4 separate regions of the Homo sapiens genome follow, and all the other regions are linked to region 4. A link is a loop called in an ENCODE intact Hi-C map of the cell type or tissue named here. Cell type or tissue: ascending aorta. All regions are shown on one strand. Links, peaks and the distances in the headings refer to the core of each region. The heading gives the core; the rest is flanking DNA. Region 1 has its middle 32 kb from the start of BAIAP2L1. Region 2 holds the start of NPTX2 (neuronal pentraxin 2). Region 3 has its middle 110 kb from the start of TMEM130. Region 4 has its middle 29 kb from the start of TMEM130.

Region 1 (5,872 bases), core at 424-5,423, 410 kb before region 4:
CGGGAGGCTGAGGCAGGAGAATGGCGTGAACCTGGGAGGCGGAGCTTGCAATGAGCTGAGATCGTGCCACTGCACTCCAGCCTAGGGACAGAGAGAGACTCTGTCTCAAAAAAAAGAAAAAAAAAAGAAATGACAGGTTGGTTTCCAACAGTCTTTCCAATGGAAATCCAACAGTAATTGCAATTGGCTTTTATTTTATTATTATTATTTATTATTATTTTTTGAGACAGAGTCTTGCTCTGTCTCCCAAGCTGGAATGTAGAGGCACGATCTCGGCTCACTGCAACCTCTGCCTCCCAAATTTAAGTGATTCTCCCGCCTCAGCCTCCCGAGTAGCTGGAATTACAGGTGCCCGCCACCACGCCCAGCTAATTTTACATAACTGGCTTTTAGAACAGTGGTTCTCAGCTGCAAACCCTGAATCTGTAGATTCATCATCACCTGGGAGCTGATTAGAAATGCAAATTCGTTTTTATTTTTTGAGACAGAGTCTTGCTCTGTTGCCCAGGCTGGAGTGTAGTAGTGCAATCTCAGCCCACTGCAAACTCCACCCGCTGGGCTCAAGTGATCCTCCTACCTCAGCTTCCCAAGTAGCTGGGACTCCAGGCGCGCACTACCACGCCCAGCTAATTTTTGTATTTTTTTTGTAGAGACGGGGTCTCGCCATGTTGCCCAGGCTGGTCTTGAACTTCTGGGTTCAAGCGATCCTCCCACCTCGGCCTCCCAAAGTGCTGGGATTACAGGTGTGAGCCACTGTGCCTGACCAAAAATGCAGATTCTTGAGCCCTATCCCAGAGGTATGGACCTCCAGAGAATATAATGGGTGCTAACGTTGAGAACTACTCTTCTAGAAGAAACCCTGTTGTTGCACAGTAAACAGAGGGTGAACAGCAAGGAGACCTGAGATCTAGTCACAGATCTGTAGCCAATTAGCTGTGACCGCAGACCAGAGCCAAATTGCTGTCACCTGGAACCTGGGAACAGGCTTGGGTCTGAGCAAAAGTTCCCAGCCTAGAATCACCTGGGTACCTTTTTCTTTTCTTTTTCTTTCTTTTTTGAGACAGGGTCTCACTTTGTTACCCAGGCTAGAGTACAGTGGTACAATCTCAGCTCACCACAACCTCTGCCTCCCGGGTTCAGGTGATTCTCCCACCTCAATCTCCCAAGTAGCTGGGACTGCAGGCACACGCCACTATACCTGGCTAATTTTTGTATTTTTAGTTGAGTCGGGGTTTTGCCATGTTGGCCAGGTTGGTCTTGAACTCCTGACCTCAAGTGATCTGTCTGCCTCAGCCTCCCAAAGTGCTGGGATTACAGGTGTGAGCCACTGCACCTGGCCTCTGGGTAGCTTTTTGAATTCTGATGCTGCTACACCAGAGTCCATACTTTATGATTCAATTTATGTTAAGTTGTAGAACAGGCTGAAACTAATTTATAACAGGAATAATCAGATCGGTGGTTGCCTGATTGGCAGGTGGGAGTGGATCGACTGAGAAGGTATACAGGGGAAGTTGTGGGATGATGGTGATGTCCTGTCTTGATGGAAATATGGGTTATATGGGTGCATGCATTTGTTAGAATTTATTGAGTGGTATACATAAGATTTGTACATTTTACTATATTCATTACAAATTTTATTTTTGTAGAGACAGGGGTTTCACTGTGTTGCCCATGATGGTCTTGAACTCCTGAACTCAAGTGATCCTCCTGCCTTGGCCTCCCAAAGTGCTGGGATTACATGAGCCACCATGCCTAGCCTAGAATATTTGATTCTTTTCTTTTATGCTATGTTATTATTTAAAGCCATGATTTAGATGATGCTCTGTCTCTGGTCTGGATTGCAAGTTTATTCATTGGAAAAATATGATCCATATTGCAACATGATCTTCAGGAACACATCGAAGCAAAAAGGAAGAGACTTATGTGCTTTCTGTCTTTTTTTCTGAGACAGTCTCGCTCTGAGTGTAGTGGTGCCATCTCGGCTCACTGCAATCTCTGCCTCCCGGGTTCAAGTGATTCTCCCACCTCAGCCTCCTGAGTAGCTGGGATTACAGGTGTGTACCACCATGCCCAGCTAATTTTTGTATTTTTAGTAGAAACAGGGTTTCACCATATTGCTCGGGCTGATCTCGAATTCCTGAACTCAAGTGATCCACCCGCCTTGGCCTCCCAAAGTGCTGGGATTACAGGAGTGAGCCACCGTGCCTGACCTATATGCATATTTTATATCTAAAGAAAAAAGGACTATAAATAAATATGAGAGTCTTGTTATAATATGTGTGCTGAAGTGTTTAGGGGTGAAATGTGCTACTGCCACAATTCATTTTGAAATGCCTCAAAATTGAATGGTTTGAGGGATGGATGGTTGAATAGATTATATGATAAACTGAGCATAATGAAATGTTAATTGTAGAATTCAGGGGTGGGTATATGGATGTTCACTGCAAAATTCTTTCAACTTTTCATTAAGTTTGAACATTTCCTAAAAATTTTTAATTCTTTTTTTTTTTTTTTTGAGACAGAGTCTCGCTCTGTCGCCCAGGCTGGAGTGCAGTGGCGTGATCTCTGCTCACTGCAAGCTCTGGTTCCCAGGTTCATACCATTCTCATGCCTCATAATTCATTTATTTTTTAGAGACAGGGTCTCTCTCTGTCTCCCAGGCTGGAGTGCAGCGATGTGATCCTAGTTCACTGCAGCCTTGAACTCCTGGGATCAAGGGAAGCTCCCTTCTCAGCCTCCCAGGAAGCTGGGACTACAGGTGCGCTCCACCACATTTGGCTAATTACCCAGGCTGGTCTCAAACTCTTGTCCTCAAGCGATCCTCCCACCTCGGCCTCCCAAAGTGTTAGGATTACAGGTGTAAGCCCCACACCTCAAAAGTTTTTATAAGAAAACACTGAAGGGAAATTCTGAAGCTGAGACTCTACACTTACATCTGTTAATGAGATCTTTCCTCAATTAAATATTCTACAATTGGGGGTTGGTACATTTCTCTGTCAAAGGCAACAGTTTTTAAGCCATTCATGTACACATGTTCCTGGGAAAAGTGACACTGTGGGAGATTGTTGGTTTTTTTTTTACCCCTGAAAATTAACTTATTGGGGAATAGGTTCATGATCTCTCCACAGGTTCCAATAATGAGGGGAGACCTGGGTTCTGCACCTGGCCTTGTTGTCGTGGTTACTGTTGCTTTCAGGAGATGGCACCAGGTGTGTCTCGACTTGTACTTGCTTTAGCCAAATATGGCCACCAGGAGGAGCAGTCACCCCACAGTTGCCTGGAGCACCCACACTCTTCAAACTCACGGCTTGAAATGTCACCTGTGGCCGTCTGAGGTCATCCATCGTTATTTTCTTTCTTTCTTTCTTTCTTTCTTTCTTTCTTTCTTTCTTTCTTTCTTTCTTTCTTTCTTTCTTTCTTTCTTTCCTTCTTTCTTTCTTTCATTCTTTCTTTCTCTTTCTTTCTTTCTTTCCTTTCTTTCTCTTTTCTTTCTCTTTCCCTCCCTCCCTCCCTCCCTCCCTCCTTCCTTTCTTCTTTTCTTCCACTCTCTCTTTCTTTCTTCCCTCCCCTCCCCTCCCCTCCCTTTCCCTTCCCTTCCTGACAGAGTTTCGCTCTTGTTGCCCAGGCTGGAGTGCAGTGGCCGGATCTCAGCTCACTGCAACCTCCACCTCCCAGGTTCAAGCGATTTTCCTGCCTCAGCCTCCCAAGTAGCTGGAATTACAGGCACCTGGCACCATGCCTGGCTAATTTTTGTATTTTTAGTAGAGACGGGGTTTCCCCATGTTGGCCAGGCTGGTCTCAAACTCTTGACCTCAGGTGATCCACCAGCCTCGGCCTCCCAAAGTGCTGGGATTACAGGCGTGAGCCAACATGCCCGGCCATCCACGGCTATTTTCATCATGCCTGGCTTTCCCCTTGTTGGTTCAGTCACCCTCAAAGGACAGAGCCTCTGTGCCATGGGCCCTCCCCCGAGATCTGTGCATTGCCTAATGTGACTGGACCCTCCTCCTCACCCCCCATCCTGCCCCAGCTCCTCTGATGACATCATCGGCTCTGGAGCCGCCACTCAGTCTCGTGCAGGAGGGTCCGCTCCCTCTGACCACGCTGGTCCCTCAGGACCCCACTTCCCCCGGCACTGTCTGGTGCAGGGACTCTTTCTCCTTTTATACCCCATGTACCACAGAAGCTAAGGTAGGGTCCATATCCTCCATGCTTCCTGTGGTCACATCCAAGATATTTCTCTTCCAAAGGCAGCAGAGTCACCTGCTGACCCTCTCGGTGACTGCTGTCTGCTGGTCTTCCGCTTGTACCTCCTCATCCATTGAGGACCTGGTCTCCTGGTTGACCGTGTTCTCCATTCTTTTTGCCGTCTTGTGCCCGAGGGCGTTCATCACCCATGTGGACAGGCCAGGCTACTCCCAGTCTCTCTGGGCACCAGGACAGCTGCAGCTCCAGTGAGCTTTTCCAATGTGCCTCTCAGCTACCCCTCCCCGCGGTCACACCTGGGACCCTTCATCACCCGGAAAGGAGACTTCAGACAGCTCCCGGCTGACCTCTCCTTTCTCGTTCCAGAACTCTCTGCTTGGCCTCAACGCCTCACTGCCACTCTCTATATGGTCATTGCCTTCCTTAATCGTGGTTCATAATTAAAATCAACTCCTGCAGGGCGAGGTGGTTCACACCTGTAATTGCAGCACTTTGGGAGGCCGAGGCAGGTGGATCACTTGAGGTCAGGAGTTCGAGACCAGCCTGGCCAACATGGCAAAACCCCATCTCTACTGAAAATATAAAAATTAGCCAGGTGTGGTGGCGGACGCCTGTAATCCCAGCTACTCGGGAATCTGAGGAGGGAGACTCGCTTGAATTTGGGAGGTTGGAGGTTGCAGTGAGCCGAGATCACACCACTGCACTCCAACCTGGGCCACAGAGGAAGACTCTGTCTCAAAACAAACAAACAAACAAAAAAAAAACTCCTTTGTATTTCTCCTGACATTGTTCCCCTCAGCAAGGGTGACACAAATGGGCCGGATCTCTTGCATCTGCACCTGGACAGTCAAGCATCACTTTATTTATTCGTCTATTTATTCATTTACTTATTTATTTATTTATTTTAGAGACAGAGTCTCACTCTGTTGCCCAGGCTGGAGTTCAGTGGTGTGAGCAGAGCTCATTGCAGCCTCCACCTCTTGGGCTCAAGCGATCCTCCCACCTCAGCCTCCCTGTGAGCTGGGATCACAGACATGCACCACACTGCGCCCAGCTAATTTTCTAATTTTCTGTAGAGATGAGGTCTTGCCATGTTGTCCAGGCTGCTCTTGAACTCCTGGCCTCAAACAATCCTCCTTACCTCAACGCCCCCAAAGTGCTGGGATTACAGGTGTGAGCCACAATATCTGGCTGCACTTTCACTTTTTTTTTTGAGACAGAGTTTCGCTCTTGTCACCCAGGCTGGAGTGCAGTGGTACGATCTTGGCTCACTGCAATGAATACATAGATGAATAAATAAAGTGAAAGTTTAGCTGAGTGTGTGCTTTCCCAGTGGGGCTTGGCTGTCCAGATGCAGATGCAATAGATCCAGCTCGTTCATGTCACTCTTGCTGGGGGGAACCATTTAAGGGTTCAAGCCATTCTCCTGCCTCAGCCTCCTGAGTAGCTGTGATTACAGGTGCCCGCCACCACGCCTGGCTAATTTTTATATTTTAAGTAGAGATGGGGTTTCACCATGTTGGCCAGGCTGGTCTCGAACTACTGACCCCAGGTGATCCACCCACTTCGGCCTCTCATAGTGCTGGGATTACAGGCGTGAGCCACCGTGCTCGGCCTGGCTGGGCTTTCACTTTAATTTCACAGACTTCAAATGGGCTGCCCGGCA
Region 2 (5,872 bases), core at 396-5,395, 220 kb before region 4:
AACAGTGATTCCTTCTTTTTCAAACTATCATGCTCTTGAGTACAGCCAAAGCACCTTTAGACAGTTGCGTCTAATCCCCTTATCTTTTTAAAATTATTATTATTATTTTGAGATGGAGTCACGCTCTGTCACCAGGCTGGAGTGCAGTGGCATGATCTTGGCTCACTGCAACCTCTGCCTCCTGGGTTCAAGCGATTCTCCTGCCTCAGCCTCCCAAGTAGCTGGGACTACAGGCGGGCGCCACCACACCCAGCTAAATTTTGTATTTTTAGTAGAGACGGGGTTTCACCATGTTGGCCAGGATGGTCTCGATCTCTTGACCTTGTGATCTGCCTGCCTCGGGCTCCCAAAGTGCTGGGATTACAGGTGTGAACCACCGTGCCCAACCCCCGCCCCTCCCTTATCTTATATGCAAGAAAACTGAAGTCCAGAGGAGAAATGACTTGCCCCAAACCACTTAGCTAGTGACAGAGTTAGAATTAGCACTAGATCCCTCATTCCTAAGCCAGCAGGCTTTTCATTGCACCAGGAAGATAAAATAAAACTGTAAATAGCATGTACTCTGTTAACTAAGCCTCTAATTATACTGCCTCCAAAGAAAATAACATTTCAAATGTCTGGGTCTTTCCATTTGAGCTTTGGCAATTTCACTGATCACTTCTCATACTGGAATCTCTTTTAAGACGTTTAGGAGTAATTATATTGGGATATATGCTATTTTTACTCTTGTACACTGCTTTCTTTGTTCAGGAGGAAATTAGAATTCTGGAAAGATACTTGATTTTGTTTAATTATTAAAGGAACAAGCTTCTACTTCAAGTAGTTGCAAATATGAATGTATCAGTCTGTGTGTCAAGAAAGGATATATGGAACAATACAGGAACGATAATACTCTATTGTCACATCCAATTAAGGGCCACCTAGGTCTACAAGTAAAGAGGAACATCAAAGCTATGAGTGAAAATGGAAAAGTCACATCGTTATCTGAATAATTTTGAAAACGTCTGGATTTGGTGCCTTATGAATCATCTGAAATGTAACAAGGCATAAAGTGCTTTGCAACCCTGTTGCCTTCATTATTGTAATTTGTGCATATGTAGGTTTATTTGAACTTTTTCGAGTTTTCATCCAGCTGAAAAAGGATGTAGGAAGAATGAGTCCAGTCAAGGTCATACTTAACAAGGTGAAACTGACACCTCCTGGGGATGCAGGCTAACAGAAACATGAGCCCATTACTCACCCCAAATCTCCCATCCATACCTTTTTCTGCTAATGAATATTCTTACCTGAACCATCATTACTTCCATTGTCCTCTGCTTTGGATACCTTGCAGACCAGGTTCCTGTCTCTCATTTTTATCCACGAAGAGATTTTCAAGAATAGAACTTTTCTTATAATTTAGCAATAATGTCCTTGAAAACCCCACAACTATTTACATAATAGAAGCTATTGTTTGAAGTGCAAAGCAGGTCAGAATTTGGTTTCTAGAGATTAATCACTGCAGTCTAGTTTATATTATCATAATAATTTCATTTATTTTGGTACAATTTGCTTTCAGAATCAACCTCGGCTTCTGCGCACAAGTGACAAATCCATTTGTTTGTGGTATAATGGATAACGTGATTAATGACCTTGCAACAGGATTTCTTAAAAACATAGAGAGGAAAAGAAATAAAGATTTCCATTTATAAATGTGCAGTAAACCAGCTCAGTCTGTAGCTGTGCACCAAAATCCCTCTGAACTTGTTTTAAGCCACAGATTTGGAGAGATTCTGAAACAAATTTGCTCCTGACTTTTGGGGGTTTCTGCTCATATCTGCTGTCTCCAAGAAGCTGAGGGCAGTGGCCTCACTTCGAGGAAGTGGTGACACTGCGGGCCCTCCTGGTTACAAGGACCGGGCACTGTTGGACCACGTGGCTCCATCATGATGACTCCAGTTAGATGTCACCCCGCCCCTGAGCTCAGGTCTTGCTGAATAAGGTCACCGCCCAGGGGGCAGTCGATGAACACGCGCGCGAGGGCTCTGCGAGTGGCCTCGTGACTTTGTCCCTAACTCCGGGTGTCCCCTCCTTCCCATCAGCGTCCGGCGCCTGGTCCTGGTCCCGGTCCCCGAGGCCCCCGGGATTCTTCCCGAGCGTTTTCCGAGTTGGCGCGGGGGGTGGAGGCGGGGCCATGGAGCGCGTCCCGGGGACCGTTGCATCCGGAGGCGGCCGTCGTGCGGCTCCTTCCCGCCTCGAGAGTGAGGTGGCCGGGCCTTGACGAGAAGGCCCACGCCTGCCGCGGGGGTGGCTCGCGATGGCAGTCGGGGTTCGAGTCCCGCCTGGGGGGCTGCTCCTGCTGGAGAAAACGCCTCCCTGAGGGCGGCGGCAAACGCGCAGCGAGGCCCCGTGCCGCGCCAGAAGCCACCCTGAGAAAGGGGCACCGGGACACCGAGGGGTTCCCACTTTCTCCTCAGCCTGTGACGCCCGCGTCCTCGGGTGGGTTCGAGGGGCGCCTGGGCACGGCCAGCCGAGGCTCTCGAGAGCCCCAGTGTCGTTTTCCACCTCAGGCCTCCTTTCCTGAGGCAGAGCCCGGGACCTCGCGCTCTCGCCTCAGGCTCCGGCCCACGCTCCCGCCCGGCCGCCAGGCGCGCAACGGAAAGCGCCCCCGCCCCGCCCCGCTCCGCCCACTGCGTGACGCGCACCCGGCCGAGCCAATCAGAGCTCGTGGCGCGCGCCCCACACGCCGGCCCCCTCCGCCCCTCAGCTTAAGAAAGGGCGCGCGGACCCGGCAGGCCAGAGTGCCGAGCAGCGCGGTGGGTGCGGCTGTGAGACGGCAGGAGACTTCTGCCCCGCGGTGCACGCGACCCTCGAGACGACAGCGCGGCTACTGCCAGCAGCGAAGGCGCCTCCCGCGGAGCGCCCCGACGGCGCCCGCTCGCCCATGCCGAGCTGAGCGCGGCAGCGGCGGCGGGATGCTGGCGCTGCTGGCCGCCAGCGTGGCGCTCGCCGTGGCCGCTGGGGCCCAGGACAGCCCGGCGCCCGGTAGCCGCTTCGTGTGCACGGCACTGCCCCCAGAGGCGGTGCACGCCGGCTGCCCGCTGCCCGCGATGCCCATGCAGGGCGGCGCGCAGAGTCCCGAGGAGGAGCTGAGGGCCGCGGTGCTGCAGCTGCGCGAGACCGTCGTGCAGCAGAAGGAGACGCTGGGCGCGCAGCGCGAGGCCATCCGCGAGCTCACGGGCAAGCTAGCGCGCTGCGAGGGGCTGGCGGGCGGCAAGGCGCGCGGCGCGGGGGCCACGGGCAAGGACACTATGGGCGACCTGCCGCGGGACCCCGGCCACGTCGTGGAGCAGCTCAGCCGCTCGCTGCAGACCCTCAAGGACCGCCTGGAGAGCCTCGAGGTAGCGGCCCGCGGGGAGCGCGGGGGACCTGGAATGGGGACGCTCCCGAGTCGGGGGCGGAAGACTCGGGAGGATGGGGAAAGGGGGCCTGGCCCTGGGGAGGGTGTGATCGTCCGTGGGGGTGAGCTGGACTTGAGGGTGAAAGGCGGGGATCTAGATCCTGCTCGGGAACTCCCCTGCGTGGTATCCCTTCCCACACCGCTGCTCTTGCTGGAAGGAAACGTTTAAATTCCACCCCCGCGCGTCGGGACTGCCAGCGGGATCCGCCGAGCACTTCCCGAGGTCCGGGCTAGCGAACCCAGACGGCCAAGCCGCGGGCGCCAAATACCCGGGGACGCGGTAGCCTCTATCCTCTTGCAAATCTCCAAATCTCCGCGAGCCGGGATGCGCTCCCGCAGGCCGTGCGGGTTGCTGCGAGGCTGCCGCGGGAGGTCAGCTGCCCCGGGCATGTGGTGTTTCTTTCTTTAAATCAGGTCAGGCTGAGCTAGAGGGGGCGGAAGTCTGGGGGCGGAGGTCGCAGGGAGGCGAGCGCAGGGGGTCACCGGCGACCCCAGAGCGCGCATTAGAGGGGCAACCTCTGGTTAACTTCAAAGACTCCCGTGTCTGCAAGTTGGACCATTTTAAGGTGCTCTTCCGGATTGCTTCAGGGGAAGGGACCTCATTCCCTTCTCTCTCTCTCTCTCCCCCCCTCCCCCCCTCCCCCTCCGTCCCCCCCCCCCGCCCCCCGCTCCCGCCTCCGTCTCATCTCTATCTCTGAAAATGCGTGCAGTTTGGAACTTTGAGAGAAAAATCTTCAATTATTTTTCATCTTTAGGCTCCACCCTTTTTAAGAAGTGTGGACACTGCTGTTAATAGCCTTTGTGAAAATACTTCTCAGCAAAACTAGGTTTAAATTACAGGTGGTAATTATTGCAAAAATGACTCTAGGGTTTCTTTTGGCGTGAGGGCTGAATACAGTATTTCCAGCATCTGTATATCCCCTGATTCATTGTGATTGCTAACAGCTAACATTTCTGGAGCACTAAATATGAGTCAGGCACATCATTTAATTTTTTAATCCTTGGAACAATGAATGGCATGAGGCAGGTCCCATTATGTGCATTTCACAATTTGGAACACTTTGTGGAGAAAGGTAAATAGCTTGCCATGAACTCATGGGTAGGCAGCCTGCCACAGCCTCCAGAACCACATGATGGTAGGGGAGAAAGAGAAATAGGAAGTGAGGATTTAGAAACAGCATTAAAAACAAAGATTGCTGGAGTTCAGAATAGCAACGTTTTAGATCTGTCATTTTCCAGAAACATCTCTGCATGCATAGTTATTTACCTTGGTGCCAGACCGGAACTTGGGGGCTGTTTTCATTTCTAGGTGAAAGCTCCTTGGCTTTGTGTAACCATCGATTTACTCTTAAAAAAGAAAAAAAATCCTGGAGCTGAGTTTTGGTCTCTACCCAACATAGAATTCTAGGCGTTGGTTAGAATATTGACTTTTTAGTAAGAGGAGAAAAACGGCTTTTTGAGAAGGGAAAATTAGATTCACAAGTTTCAAATATTGCAGCAAAGTAATTCTTATCTGACTTTGAAATCTTTTCCATACCAAAAAAGCATCAGTGAGATGCTCCCCTGCCTGCCAGTGGCAAGATTCAGGGCTTGCGTTTTGGAAGCTTCTCCCTGTGTGGTCGGGCCATCACAGCCACATTTCACAATTTCTTTTTAACTCTTTCTGTGCCCCTCCCTCCTCCCCGGTGGCTGAAAGCACCAGCTCAGAGCAAACGTGTCCAATGCTGGGCTGCCCGGCGACTTCCGCGAGGTGCTCCAGCAGCGGCTGGGGGAGCTGGAGAGGCAGCTTCTGCGCAAGGTGGCAGAGCTGGAGGACGAGAAGTCCCTGCTGCACAATGAGACCTCGGCTCACCGGCAGAAGACCGAGAGCACCCTGAACGCGCTGCTGCAGAGGGTCACCGAGCTGGAGCGAGGTGTGTGCCTGGCCTGTTTCTCTGTCTGGCAGTGGCCTGATTTTCACCACTTGTGGTCAGACATGCGATTCTGGTTGATGGACAGCAGGGATTGTGACACCACATGGGCCTGGTTCCCGAGTGTGTGAGCAAATAATAAAGGCGACTGAACAAGGTCATCTCAGGAATGAGCTGCCAGCCCCACTGGCATTATCCAGGGAAAAGTGAAAGTGTCCAGGACCAGCTTCGATAAGCAACCACACGGGCGTTTCAGTCCTTTGTTAACTAGTCCTGGCAGCGGATTCTGTGTATCTTTCTCTTCTCTGCTCACACTGTGGTGAGTAAGTTTCTCCCACAGGAGACAGAGTGGGAGGGATCAGGGGATAATTCAGATTGCGTCATCAACCCCCAAACCACTGGGTGGCTTGGGTTTGAAGTTGTAGGTTTGCCCGTAGTGGGTGTTTATAAGACTGGAATTTTCCCAGATGCACTAAGCTGATGAAGCCACTTCCCCATGACTCCGTTTCATGCATTGATAGGA
Region 3 (5,872 bases), core at 292-5,291, 81 kb before region 4:
GTGAACTATGATCACACCACTCTACTCCAGCTTGAGTGACAGAGTAAGACTCTGTCTCTAAAAAAGTAAAAGAACAAAAGAAGAAGTAAAAAACCCTGGCTTCATGGAACTTATATTCTAGTGGAGGAAAGAGATAATTTTCGGTTTTTTTATTTTTATCTTTTTTTTTTTTTTGAGACAGAGTCTTGCTCCGTTGCCCAGGCTGGAGTGCAGTGGCGTGACCTTGGCTCACTGCAAGCTCCGCCTCCCAGGTTCACGCCATTCTCCTGCCTCAGCCTCCCGAGCAGCTGGGACTACAGGTGCCCGCCACCACGCCCGGCTAATTTTTTCTATTTTTTAGTAGAGACGAGGTTTCCACCATGTTAGCCAGAATGGTCTTGATCTCCTGACCTCATGATCTGCCCCCCTCAGCCTCCCAAAGTGCTGGGATTACAGGTGTGAGCCACTGCGCCTGGCATTTTTTTATTTTTTTTTTGAGACAGAGTTTTGCTCTTGTTGCCCAGGCTGGAGTGCAATGGTGCGAGCTCAGCTCACTGCAACCTCTGCCTCCGGGTTCAAGAGATTCTCCAGCCTCAGCCTCCCAAGTAGCTGGGATTACAGACATCCGTCACCACACCTGACTAATTTTTCTATTTTTAATAGAGATGGGTTTTCGCCATGTCGCCCAGGCTGATCTCAAACTCCTGACCTCAGGTGATCCACCTGCCTCGGCCTCCCAAAGTGCTGGGATTACAGGCATGAGCCACCGCACTTAGCCAGAGATAACTTTCAAACATAATATTTAGGGTAAACTATGTGGTATATTAGAAGATTGTGCTACTAAAAGCCTGATGGAGGTAGGAGGGGTAGCGTACAGGGCTTGGAGGCTGAATTTCAAGTTGGAATGATCAGAGCAGGCCTCGTTGAGAAGGTGACAGATGAGCAAAGACCTGTAGGAGATGAGGGAATGAGCCACATGGGTGTCTGGGAGCCTCATCCAGCAGAGAGAACAGCAGTGCAAAGGCCCTGAGGCTGAGCATGCCTCTATGTGTTTAGACATCAAGGAGACCAGCAGCAGGAGAAGTGGCTTGAGCACAGAGGAGAGAGTTCAGAAGTGGGGGCTGCCAGTCCTGGAAAGGACTTTGCTCTGCGACATGAGTCTCTGGAGGGTTTTGAACAGAGAAGGAGAGACACGAACCCGACACCCCCCCATAGGCTTTTCCTTGGGCCATTCTCCTGTGATTAGATTGTGGGGACGAGGTGGACGTAGGGAGTGCTAATGCAGCAATCTAGGGGACAGGTGGTGGTGGCTTGGATGAGGATGGGAGCACAGGAGGTTGGATTCTAGATACATTTTGAAAGTGGAGCCAATGGGACTTGCAGATGGATTATGTATTTATGCATGGATGGGATCTAATGGTTCCATGTGTGTTAGATATGGAGGGATCTAATTGATTCCATGTGGGATAGATATGGAGGGATCTAATGGATTCCATGTGGGTTAGATATGGGGGGATCTAATGGATTCCATGTGAGTTAGATATGGGGGATCTAATGGATTCCATGTGGGTTAGATATGGGGGGATCTAATGGATCCCATGTGGGTTAGATATGGGGGATCTAATTGATTCCATGTGGGTTAGATATGGGGGATCTAATTGATCCCGTGTGGGTTAGGTATGGGGGGATCTAATGGATTCCACGTGGGTTAGATATATGGGTGGATCTAATGGATTCCATGCGGATTAGATATGGGGGATCTAATGGGTTACATGTGGGTTAGATGTAGGGGATCTAATGGGTCCCATGCAGATTAGATATGGGGAGATCCAATGGATCCCATACAGAATAGACATGGTGGGATCTAATCGATTCCATGTGGCTTAGATATAGGAGATCTAATGGATCTCGTGCAGATTAGATATGGTGGGATCTGATTCTCCCATGTGGGTTAAATATGGAGGGATCTAATGGCTCCCATGTGGGTTGGATATGGAGAGATTTAATGAATTCCATGTGGATTAGATATGGAGGAAGAGATGAATCAGAGATCACCCAGGATTGGGCCCAGGATAGCAACTGAAAGAGTGGAGTTGCTATTAACTAGATGAAGAGGTCCCTTGGGGTGGTTTGCAGGTACAGGGAGGAGGTCCAGAAATTCATATTCTGGGAGATGGTAAGTTTCAGATACCTAACTAGACATCCAGGTGCAGAAGTCCAAAACGCAGTTGTATGTACAAGTCTGCAGCTTAAGGGGAATCTACCCTGGAGATATCAGTTTAGGGGTCATTGGTGAATTGATGGTTTTAATGCCATCAGACCATACGAGCTCCCCACGAGAGGGAGAGTAGAAAGAGCAAGAGGTCCAGGGTCCGAGCCCTGGGGCCTAAAGATAGAAGGTTGGTGGGGACTGGGAGGAATCAGGAGAAACCAGCCGGCAGGTTAGGAGGCAAAGCAGATTTAGGGGCCAGGAAACCGAGGGAAGAAAGTTTTCCTGGGAGGACAGAGAGAGCAACTGTGCCCAATGTGGCTTCCAAGTCAAATGGGCTGAGGACAAAGAATCTACCTTGGAGGTCACGGGGCCTTGGTGGGGGGGCAGTTTCCTTGGAGTAGGGCAGGCAAAGCCTTCATGGAGGGGTTAAGAGTGGGGGTGCAGTGGATGGAGGGCAAGAGAGCGTTGGAGCCAGGGAGGAGTTTTTTTGCAAAGCAAAACAGTATATGGGGCAGTGGCTGGAGTAGGTAGGGGGTCAAGAGAGAGGTTCGTAAGACAGGAGGAATAACAGCATCACCTCTCCCAAGCTTCTGCACGGGCGTGGAGTAAAACGAAACTCGTGTGTTACTGATGCGAAGTCGTGCCTTTGCGTCTCACATCCTGGGGGCTTTTACCAAATTCAGAAGGAATCCAGGCGGCCCACAAGCTACCAACGGCCACCCCCAGACAGATGTCACTGCTTTTCCGCCCATGACTCCTTAAGGTTGATACAGGGCCTGGCAACTCCTTCCTGCCCCCTTCCTCCCCCTCCCTAGCTGAATAATTTAAGTGCTATTCTAAGTTGAAACCAAATAAAGCAGTTTAGAGTGACTAATTCCCTGTGAAATTTATGTTCCCCAAATGTCTTGCTGGTAACAATGCTGGGATCCATTTACCCCCCTTAATTTCATCAGTGTTGTTTCTGGAAGGAGCTCCCAGCCTAACGTGGCCTCGTTCCCAGCTGCCCGTGTGAAAAGCGGTCCTGGAGGCAAGGCGGCCACATGTGAGCCTCTTCCTGGACTTTGTCCTGGCCCAGGGCAGGGTGAGAAGCTGACACAGCTCTCAGGAGAGATGTAAGGATCTGCAGTAATGGAGCCATTCACAAGGCTGCCCTCTGCACTTCACAGTTGGAGAGGACAGAAGGAGGGTTCTGGGCCAGGGCAGTTGGGAGTGAGTTCCCAAAGCAGGTGTGACATTAGCATGTCCCCAAGAACCAGAGGCTTTGGGAAGGTGACAAGAGGCTGCTGGTGCCCCTGCTGAGGGGATTGTAGGGATGTCTCCATGGAAAAGATGAGAGAGGCAGGAAGGAAAGGGTAGGGGAAAGGGAAGGATCCCATACAGATTAGACATGGTGGGATCTAATGGATCCCATGGGGGTTAAATACGAACAGATTAAATATGGAGGGATCTAATGGCTCACATGTGTGTTGGGAGCCACCTTCCATGTTTAACCCACCTTCCCCGTACCCTGTCTCTGCCAGTTCAAACCTGTCCCAACCCCCAGGGCTCTGCTGCTTTAGAAACATAGCACTACCTTTATCCGCCTGCCCAGATGCAGCCTGGGATCTTCCAAGAGCCCGTCTCACATTTCCTGGCTGTGGGGTGTTTTACAGACATAACGGGAAGAACCTTTATTATGTGACCCTCTGTGACCTGACCCAGTGGCTTCAATTTAGGGATTTAGCCTGTGTCCTCAGCACAAGAAGCTTTTGTTTCTAAGCTTTACTGAGCATTGTTTTTGTTTTGTTTTTTTTTTAATAATGACTCATCTACAACTTCTGAACATGGACACTCCTAGCCTTGTCCCCACTGAGCTGGGAGCATCTGTATCCAGACTGGCCTTCCCCTAGACTGGACACTTCCTTGCCAAGTGGGTGTCAGGAGAAGAACTGTCCAGCAGGGGAAACAGCCAGTGCAAGGGTCCCGGGGTCCTGCATACCTCTTGTGTTCAGACAGCCAGGAGACCAGAGGCAGAAGTGGCAGGTCCTGGGTCTGAGCCATGTCATTCTCAGCACAGAGCCTGGCACATAGTAGGAGCCTTAAGGATGGTGGAGCGGGGGCAGCGGGCACAGTGACTCACGTCTGTAATCCCAGCACTTTGGGAGGCAGAGGTGGGAGGATCACTTGAGGTCAGGAGTCAAGACCAGCCTGGCCAACATGGCGAAACCCCATCGCTACTAAAAATACAAAAATTAGCCGGGCATGGTGCGCATGCCTGTAATCCCAGCTACTCAGGAGGCTGAGGCAGGAGAATCGCTTGAACCAGGAGGCAGAGGATGCAGTGAGCTGAGATAGCACCACTGCACTCCAGCCTGAGCGACAGACGGAGATTCTGTCAAAAAAAAAAAAAAAAAAAAAAAAAAAAAGATGGGGAGGGGAAGGGGATAGACACACGTACATGTCACATGTGCAGGGTGGAAGACCCCCTCCCAGGTTTTACTGTGACTATATTGTGCTGTAGACCTGAAATGCACCTGCTGCTGTGTGCTGTGACCAGGGGGGATGGCTTCTGGATCCTGCCTTTGTCTGGCCAGGTCCCCCACGAGGCTGTCGGGAGCTGGGCATCAGGACCCTAGTGATGACTTCGGGCTGGTGGCACCTGCCTGCCTTGTACACAGGCACCCCTCCCTCCCAGCGTGGGGGCCTCAGTTTCCTCCTCTGTACAGCAAGGAGGTTGCGGGAGATGCTCTCGAGTTTCCTTGCAGGTCGGAAGTGGAGAAGGAAGACAGGTCTCATAGACAGCCTGGGTTTTTAACCAGCCCTGGGGGCATGGGATGCGTTCTCTTCCAGATGAGACTAGGGGTGGCAAGAACCTCCCTGGAAACCCCGGGAAGTTCTAAGGTCATCCTAGGGAAGGCACCAGCGGCAGGGACAGGGGTCTGGAAGCCCTGCCATCCCTAGCAGCTGGCTCTGAAATGTGGCAGGAGGTGGAATGTGGACTCCCTCCATGCTATGGGAGGAGCGAGGGCTGCAGCACAGACCCCAGAGGCTTCTGCCTGGGAAAAGGATGAGGCTGCCTCCCTCCTTCCAGGAGGAACCGAGTCCCAGGGCCAAATAGGGAGGGAGGTATTGATTCCCTGAGGGCCCACCTCAGTAAACAAAAATGTTTTGAACACCTATTGTATTCTGGGCCTCCTCATTCATTCTTACAACAGCCTTGGAGGTAAGCAGTTCAGCATACAGAGGGGAAACAGGTTCAGAGAGGCTGTGTGACTAGCCAAAAGTCACACAGCATGGGAGTGGCTGAACTGAGATTTGAGATTTACCTGGCTCCAGGCCAGGCACAGTGGCTCACTCCTGTAATCTCAGCACTTTGGGAGGCGGAGGCAAGTGGATCATGTGAGGTCAGGAGTTCGAGACCAGCCTGGCTGACATGGCAAAATGCTGTCTCTACTAAAGCTACAACAATTAGCTGGGCGTGATGTCAGCCACCTGTAATCCCAGCTACTTGGGAGCCTGAGGCAGGAGAATCACTTGAACTGGGAGGTGGAGGTTGCAGTGAGCCAAGATTGCGCCACTGCACTCCAGCCTGGGTGACAGAGCAAGACTCTGTCTCAAAAAAAAAAAAAAAAAAAAAAAGATTTACCTGGCTCCTAGCACATTCTACCAACCCACATGGCACATCGGTTCCTGAATTCTGGT
Region 4 (5,872 bases), core at 324-5,323:
AAAATTTTAAAACTAGCTGGGCGTGGTGGTGCACGCCTGTGGTCCCAGCTACTTGGGAGGCTGAGGTGGGAGGATCACTTGAGCCCAGAAGTTGGGGGCTGCAGTGAGCTATGATCATGCCACTGCACTCCAGCCTGGGCAACAAAGCTAGATCTTGTCTCAAAAACAAAAACAAAACAAACAAACAAGCAAAGTGTGAAAGATGTAGCAAATGAGCTGGAGGGTAGCAGCTGGGATGATAATCCTTAAGTGTTTGGACCTGGGGCTCAATGTTATGGGGAATCCCTGAGGGTTTGGAGTGGGAGAGTGAGCTGACCCAGCGGCAGTTTGGAAAATAACGCTCCAGTGTGTGGCCCAGAGACACAAGCTGTGGTCTCTGCTTGAGAGAAGCACTTCCTGCTACACACCCCCAGTCTCCCCCAGGACCAAGCCTGCAGCAGCCCAGTGTCGGGTCAAATGCCCTTTGGGGACCTAGGAGTTGAGGACCTGGTTTCAGCAGGACAACCTTGTCTTAAAGGGAAGCCTGGCCATTGGGACCTTGCTCCCTGAGGCTTCCTCTCAGAAGAGCTTATAGCAACCCCGCCCCCCCACCCCGCCCCCAACACCCAGTGCTTGTTCCTAGGAGCACAAAGGTGCTTTGGAGGCAGCTGGAAGAAAATTAAAAGGCAGCAAAACCCAAACCCCACCAGAGAGGGTGTCTGCGCTGGGGACTGTTTGCTGATCACAGTCTCCAAAATGTTAACTCAACACACACTCTCTCGTGACTTTAAAATGCACCCAGCATTGAGCCAGGCACAGTGGCTCACACCTGTGATCCCAGCACTTTGGGAGGCTGTGGTTGAGGGTATCGTTTGGTTTCAGGAGTTTGAGGCCAGCCTGGGCAGCGCAGTGAGACTCTGTCTCTCCAAAAAAAATACATAAATGGGCCAGGCGCGGTGGCTCACGCCTGTAATCCCAGCACTTTGGGAGGCCGAGGCAGATGGATTACGAGGTCAGGAGATCGAGACCATCCTGGCTAACACGGTGAAACCCCATCTCTACTAAAAATATAAAAAATTAGCCAGGCGTGGTGGTGGGCACCTGTAGTCCCAGCTACTCAGGAGGCTGAGGCTGGAGAATGGCGTGAACCCGGGGGGCGGAGCTTGCAGTGAGCCGAGATCGCGCCACTGGACTCCAGCCTGGGCAACAGAGCGAGACTCCGTCTCAAAAAAAAAAAACAGAAATACAAAAACGAGCCTGGTGTGGTGGCTCACGCCTGTAATCCCAGCATTTTGGGAGGCTGCGGTGGAGAGATTGCTTGGTTTCAGGAGTTTGAGACCAGCCTGGGCAACACAGAGAGACCCCATCTCTATGAAAATACAAAAATTAGCCGGCATGGTCATGCATGCCTATAGTCCCAGCTACTGAGGAGGCTGAGGTGGGAGGATCCCTTGAGCCCATGGGGTTGAGGCTGCAGTGAGCCATGTTGGTGCTACTGCACTCCAGTCTGGTCAACAGAGTGAGACTCTGTCTCAGGAAAAGGAAGAAAGGAAGGAAAGTACCTATCATTCAGATGCCCCCACACACGTACACACACTCATGCACACACACATGATGCATACATGTACAGTGTGCAGTTTACAGAGAAGAGCAGACACAGGGGGATAGTAGAAGCGGGAGAAACAGGTGGACTGATCACGCCGTCCACAGTGGTGGCAGCCCCGGAATGAGCAGCTGTCCAGAGCCGAGGTGGCGACAGTGGCACCAAGTGGTTAATGCACCCGGGATCCCCAAAGGCCTCCCTGCTCTCCCCAGGATCTCATGCAGGGGTCCAGCTGGTGGCCTCTGCTCCCTCCCTCCTTCATCTCCCCACCACAACCCTGCTCCGGGGCCCTGAAGCAGCTGATCCCCATCATCTGATGGAAGGGAGTGGCAGCCGGGACTTGCACGCCTCTGAGCCACTGTCCCCAATGCCCAGCAGAAAACAGGTCAGAAAGATGCCTGCAGAGGGAGGAGTTCACTTAGGAGCTTCCCCTCCCCAGTGAGAAGCTCAGCTCGGGAGACTATAGGGCAAGGGTTGCTGTGGGTCACATGTAGAGCCGGTGAGAAGCTGGAAAATACAGCACAGTCTGGAGAGGGGGTCAGGGAGGAGGTGGGCAGCTCCCTCAGTCTCTCTTCACACCTCTTCCTATAGAATCTTCCATTCCCAGCTGGAAAATACAGCACAGTCTGGAAAGGGGGTCAGGGAGGAGGTGGGCCGCTCCCTCAGTCTCTCTTCACACTTCTTCCTATAGAATCAACAGCCCTAGGAGGTATGAAGTGGTGTCTCATTGTGGTTTGGATTTGCATTTCCTTAATGACCAATGACATCGTGCATCTTTCCATGGGCTTATTGGCCATTTGTATATTTTCTTTGGCTAGATGTCTATTCAAGTCCTTTGCCCATTTTTTTTTAAAGTGGGTTATCTTTTAATTGCTGAGTTGTGTGATTCATGATGGTCAACAAGCTGGGAAAAAATGGGCAGGTATCTAGGCTCTGCTGGGTCCCGAGGGCAGCGAGCTGTGGATGCCTCCACAATGTTTCCTGAATGAATGCCTAGAAAAACACACCAACGCACCCTTTCCCTCTTTTTCTCTCTCTCTCTCTTTTTTTTTAAAGACACAGGGTCTTGCTCTGCCACCTAGGCTGGAGTGCGGTGGTGTGATCCTAGGTCACTGCAGCCTCCAACTCCTGGGCTCAAGCAATCCTCCTACCTCAGCCTCCCTAGTAGTTGCGACTACAGGCACCCACCATCATGCCCAGCTAATTTTTTTAATTTTATTTTTTGTAGAGATGGGGTCTCGCTGTGCTGCCCAGGCTGTGTCTCACATTCCTGGCCTCAAACGATCCTCCCACTTTGGCCTCTCAAAGTGCTGAGATTACAGCGAGTTCCCTCTTTATCCACATGGTACAACATGAAAAAACAAAAGCTTGGACAGATTCAGTGGCTGGCCCAAGGTCACAGAGCCAGGCTGGAACACAGATCTCCATTTCCTCAACCCACAGTCAAACTATCTTGTGGCTGTAGCTGTTGACTCATGCTGACCTGTAGATTTCTCGGAAAAGCTATTGGGCAAGAAAAAGAAGAGGCAAAACAAAAGTGACCTCCTCTTCTGAAAAGATTTCTCAAGGGCCAGAGTCCCAGGAATGTCTTCTGTCCTGGAAGGGGCTGAAGGTTCTAGAAGTTGGTTGCCAGCTTGGCTGTTTCACCAATGTGAATGTGAGTATATGTGTGTGCGTACAGTGTGCCTGTGTGTTCATGCAGGTGTGTCGGCAGGTGCTGCAATGCCAGGACCCTGCCCATCCATGCCCCTCTGCCCGCCATGCCCCCCGGTGCACCTGGCAGAGGCTGGGAGCCTGCAGAAAGCATAGCCGGTCAGACACTGCCACCTGCTGGACATACTGGGCACAGCATGCAGATGGCTTGGGGCCCTGGCACTTCATCTCCTAGATCTTCTAAGGCCCCCAGAAAGTAGTGTCCTCCATCACCCCTCATTGCCTATGTGGGCCTCTCTAGAAAACACTTACAGGGTGTAATCTCAGCACTTTGGGAGGCCTGTAATCCCAGCACTTTGGGAGGCCAAGGCGGGCGGATCACCCTGAGCTCAGGAGTTCAAGACCAGCCTGGCTAACACAGTGAAACCCTGTCTCTACTAAAAATATAAAAATTAGCCGGGCATGGTGGCGGGTGCCTGTAATCCCAGCTACTTGGGAGGTTGAGGCAGGAGAATTTCTTGAACCCGGGAGGCAGAGGTTGTAGTGAGCTGAGATCGCGCCATTGCGCTCCAGCCTGGGTGACTGAGCAAGACTCCGTCTCAACAAATAAATAAATAAATATATATATATATATACACACACACACATACATACATACATATATATATATATAAAGGAAAACACCTACTGATGAAATTTTATATAAAGGAAAACACCTACTGATGAAATTTTTGGCACTATGAACCCCTTTAAGTCAAGTCAAGCCCTCTTCTCAGAATAATGTTTTCAAAAGCATAATATAAAATAGTGCTGGACACACTGGCTCACACCTATAATCCCAGCACTTCAGGAGGCTGAGGCAAGAGGATCACCTGAGGCCAGGAGTTCGAGACAAACCTGGGCAACACAGCAAGACCCCATCTTTACAAAAAAAATTTTTTTTAATTAGCCAGGTGTGGTGACTTATACCTGTGATCCTAGCACTTTGGGAGGCCAAGGCAGGAGGATCACTTGAGGCCAGGAGTTCAAGACCAGTCTGGGCAACACAGCAAGACCCCTATCTCTACAAAAACTTTCTTAAAAAATTAGCCACCTATAATCTCAGCACTTTGAGAGGCCAAGGCAGGAGGATTGCTTGAGGCCAAGAGTTTGAGACCAGCCTGGGCAACATAGCAAGACCCCGTCTCAACAGAAAATTTAAAAGTCAGCTGGGTGTGGCAATGGACACCTGTGGTACCAGCTACTTGGGAGGCTGAGGTGGGAGGATCGCTTGAGCCCAGGAGTTCGAGGCTGCAGTGAGCTGTGATCACACTACTGCACTCCAGCCTGGGGGACAGAGCAAGACCCTGTCTCTAAACAAATACATAAATAAAGATGTAATTTTTCCCATCCAAGTACCTCAATGCTCTCCATGGATCCCTTGGGGATTAGGGTAGCTCAGTTTAAGAGACTCTGACCCATTCCCTGCCTGATGACCCTGGAGCCTCCTCGGCCCGTTGGCCCACTACCACATGGGACCCAGCTTAGCTTGCTCCCTCAGCCCCTGCCACACTGTCTACAGCCCACCTGCTCTCCCAGCCTCCAGCCTCTGACCTTTCCTCCTCAACACAGAACAAGGCACCACTCTCAGAAGCCAGGCCAGTGGCTTTCTGCTCCAAGGATGGATAATTGCCCGATCTGATGTCCAAGAGGCCGCCATGCCAGAAGGGGCCCACACCGCAGTCCCTCTCTCCAGGATTCAGGGAGGGAGGCCCCTGCCTCCTGACACCTGGACATCACCACGTCTCACACCAGGGCTTCCGGGCCATTTGTCCTGACCTATGGGGTCTTCTGGACAGTCTGGACAGACATTGAGTTTGTTCCTTAGAGTCTTGTGTTCCCTCCCCTAATTCCAGTCATTGTGAGGTTACAACACAAGTGTGAGGAAGTAACCCTTTCTCCCTTCCTCACGCCATCCCTCTTTCCTTTCAACAATATTTAATGAACACCTGCTATGTGCTGGGTAGTATTCTGGGTGTTAGAAGTAGAAATAGTGAACAAAATAGGCAAAATCCTTTCTTTCTTCAAGTTTATATACCATGTAAGGCTCAGATTAAATAAATAAGTTAAGGCCAGCTGCAGTGGGTCATGCCTGTAATCCCAGCACTTTGGGAGGCCGAGGTAGGAGGATCCCTGGAGACCAAGGGTTCCAGACTAGCCTCAGCAACATAGCAAGACCCCATCTCTACGAAAAATTTTTGAAAATTAGCTGGGCATGGGGGTGGGCTCCTGCGGTCTCAGCTACTTGGGAGGCTGAGATGGGAGGATTGCTTGAGCCAGGGAGGCTGGGGCTGCAGTGAGCTATGATTACACCACTGCACTCCAGCCTGGGTGACAGAGTAAGACCCTGTCTCTATAAAAAAAAAAGTACAAATAAATTTTAAAATAAATAAATTAATAGTATGTTAGGCAAAGCGTGGTGGCTCATGCCTGTAATCCCAGCACTTTAGGAGGCCGAGGCGGGCAGATCACTTGAGACCAGCCTGGCCAACATGGCAAAACCCTGTCTCTACTAAAATTACAAAAAAATTAGCCAGGCCTGGTGGTGGGTGCCTGTAATTCCAGCCACTTGGGAGGCTGAGGCAGGAGAATCACTTG

Evidence for each region. A loop is a pair of places that touch in the nucleus more often than their neighbours do. Peaks named below come from ENCODE experiments on the same cell type or tissue, not always from the same donor. Only the 100,000 strongest peaks of a DNase experiment are listed, where the experiment ranks them.
Region 1: a loop joins it to region 4, with 19 times the contacts of the local background. A loop is called at or near these places in 105 of 110 quality-filtered maps.
Region 2: it touches region 4 in a loop (7-fold over the local background); 5 of 110 quality-filtered maps call a loop at or near these places.
Region 3: a loop joins it to region 4, with 6 times the contacts of the local background. A loop is called at or near these places in 44 of 110 quality-filtered maps.

What each region holds. Positions count from the first base shown.
Region 1 is chr7:98,430,239-98,436,110 of GRCh38, forward strand. No RefSeq gene overlaps it. Among named protein-coding and RNA genes, the nearest start is that of BAIAP2L1, 32 kb to the left of the region's middle. In ascending aorta, for the core only: a CTCF peak has its summit at 3,235 (motif pointing right); a DNase peak (open chromatin) is centred at 3,253.
Region 2 is chr7:98,614,508-98,620,379 of GRCh38, forward strand. It overlaps NPTX2 (neuronal pentraxin 2), which reads left to right and starts at 2,778. Exons shown (of 5, transcript NM_002523.3): 1 at 2,778-3,380; 2 at 5,136-5,352. The coding sequence starts at 2,955. RefSeq lists an enhancer at 3,606-4,232. In ascending aorta, for the core only: a CTCF peak has its summit at 3,087; DNase peaks (open chromatin) are centred at 2,077, 2,714 and 3,121; H3K4me3 peaks cover 3,552 bases; H3K27ac peaks cover 1,338 bases.
Region 3 is chr7:98,757,360-98,763,231 of GRCh38, forward strand. No RefSeq gene overlaps it. Among named protein-coding and RNA genes, the nearest start is that of TMEM130, 110 kb to the right of the region's middle. In ascending aorta, for the core only: no CTCF peak of the experiment used is centred there; DNase peaks (open chromatin) are centred at 2,942, 3,212 and 4,229; H3K4me3 peaks cover 747 bases; H3K27ac peaks cover 3,394 bases.
Region 4 is chr7:98,838,534-98,844,405 of GRCh38, forward strand. No RefSeq gene overlaps it. Among named protein-coding and RNA genes, the nearest start is that of TMEM130, 29 kb to the right of the region's middle. RefSeq lists an enhancer at 3,302-3,351. In ascending aorta, for the core only: a CTCF peak has its summit at 3,416 (motif pointing left); DNase peaks (open chromatin) are centred at 2,988 and 3,398; H3K27ac peaks cover 1,628 bases.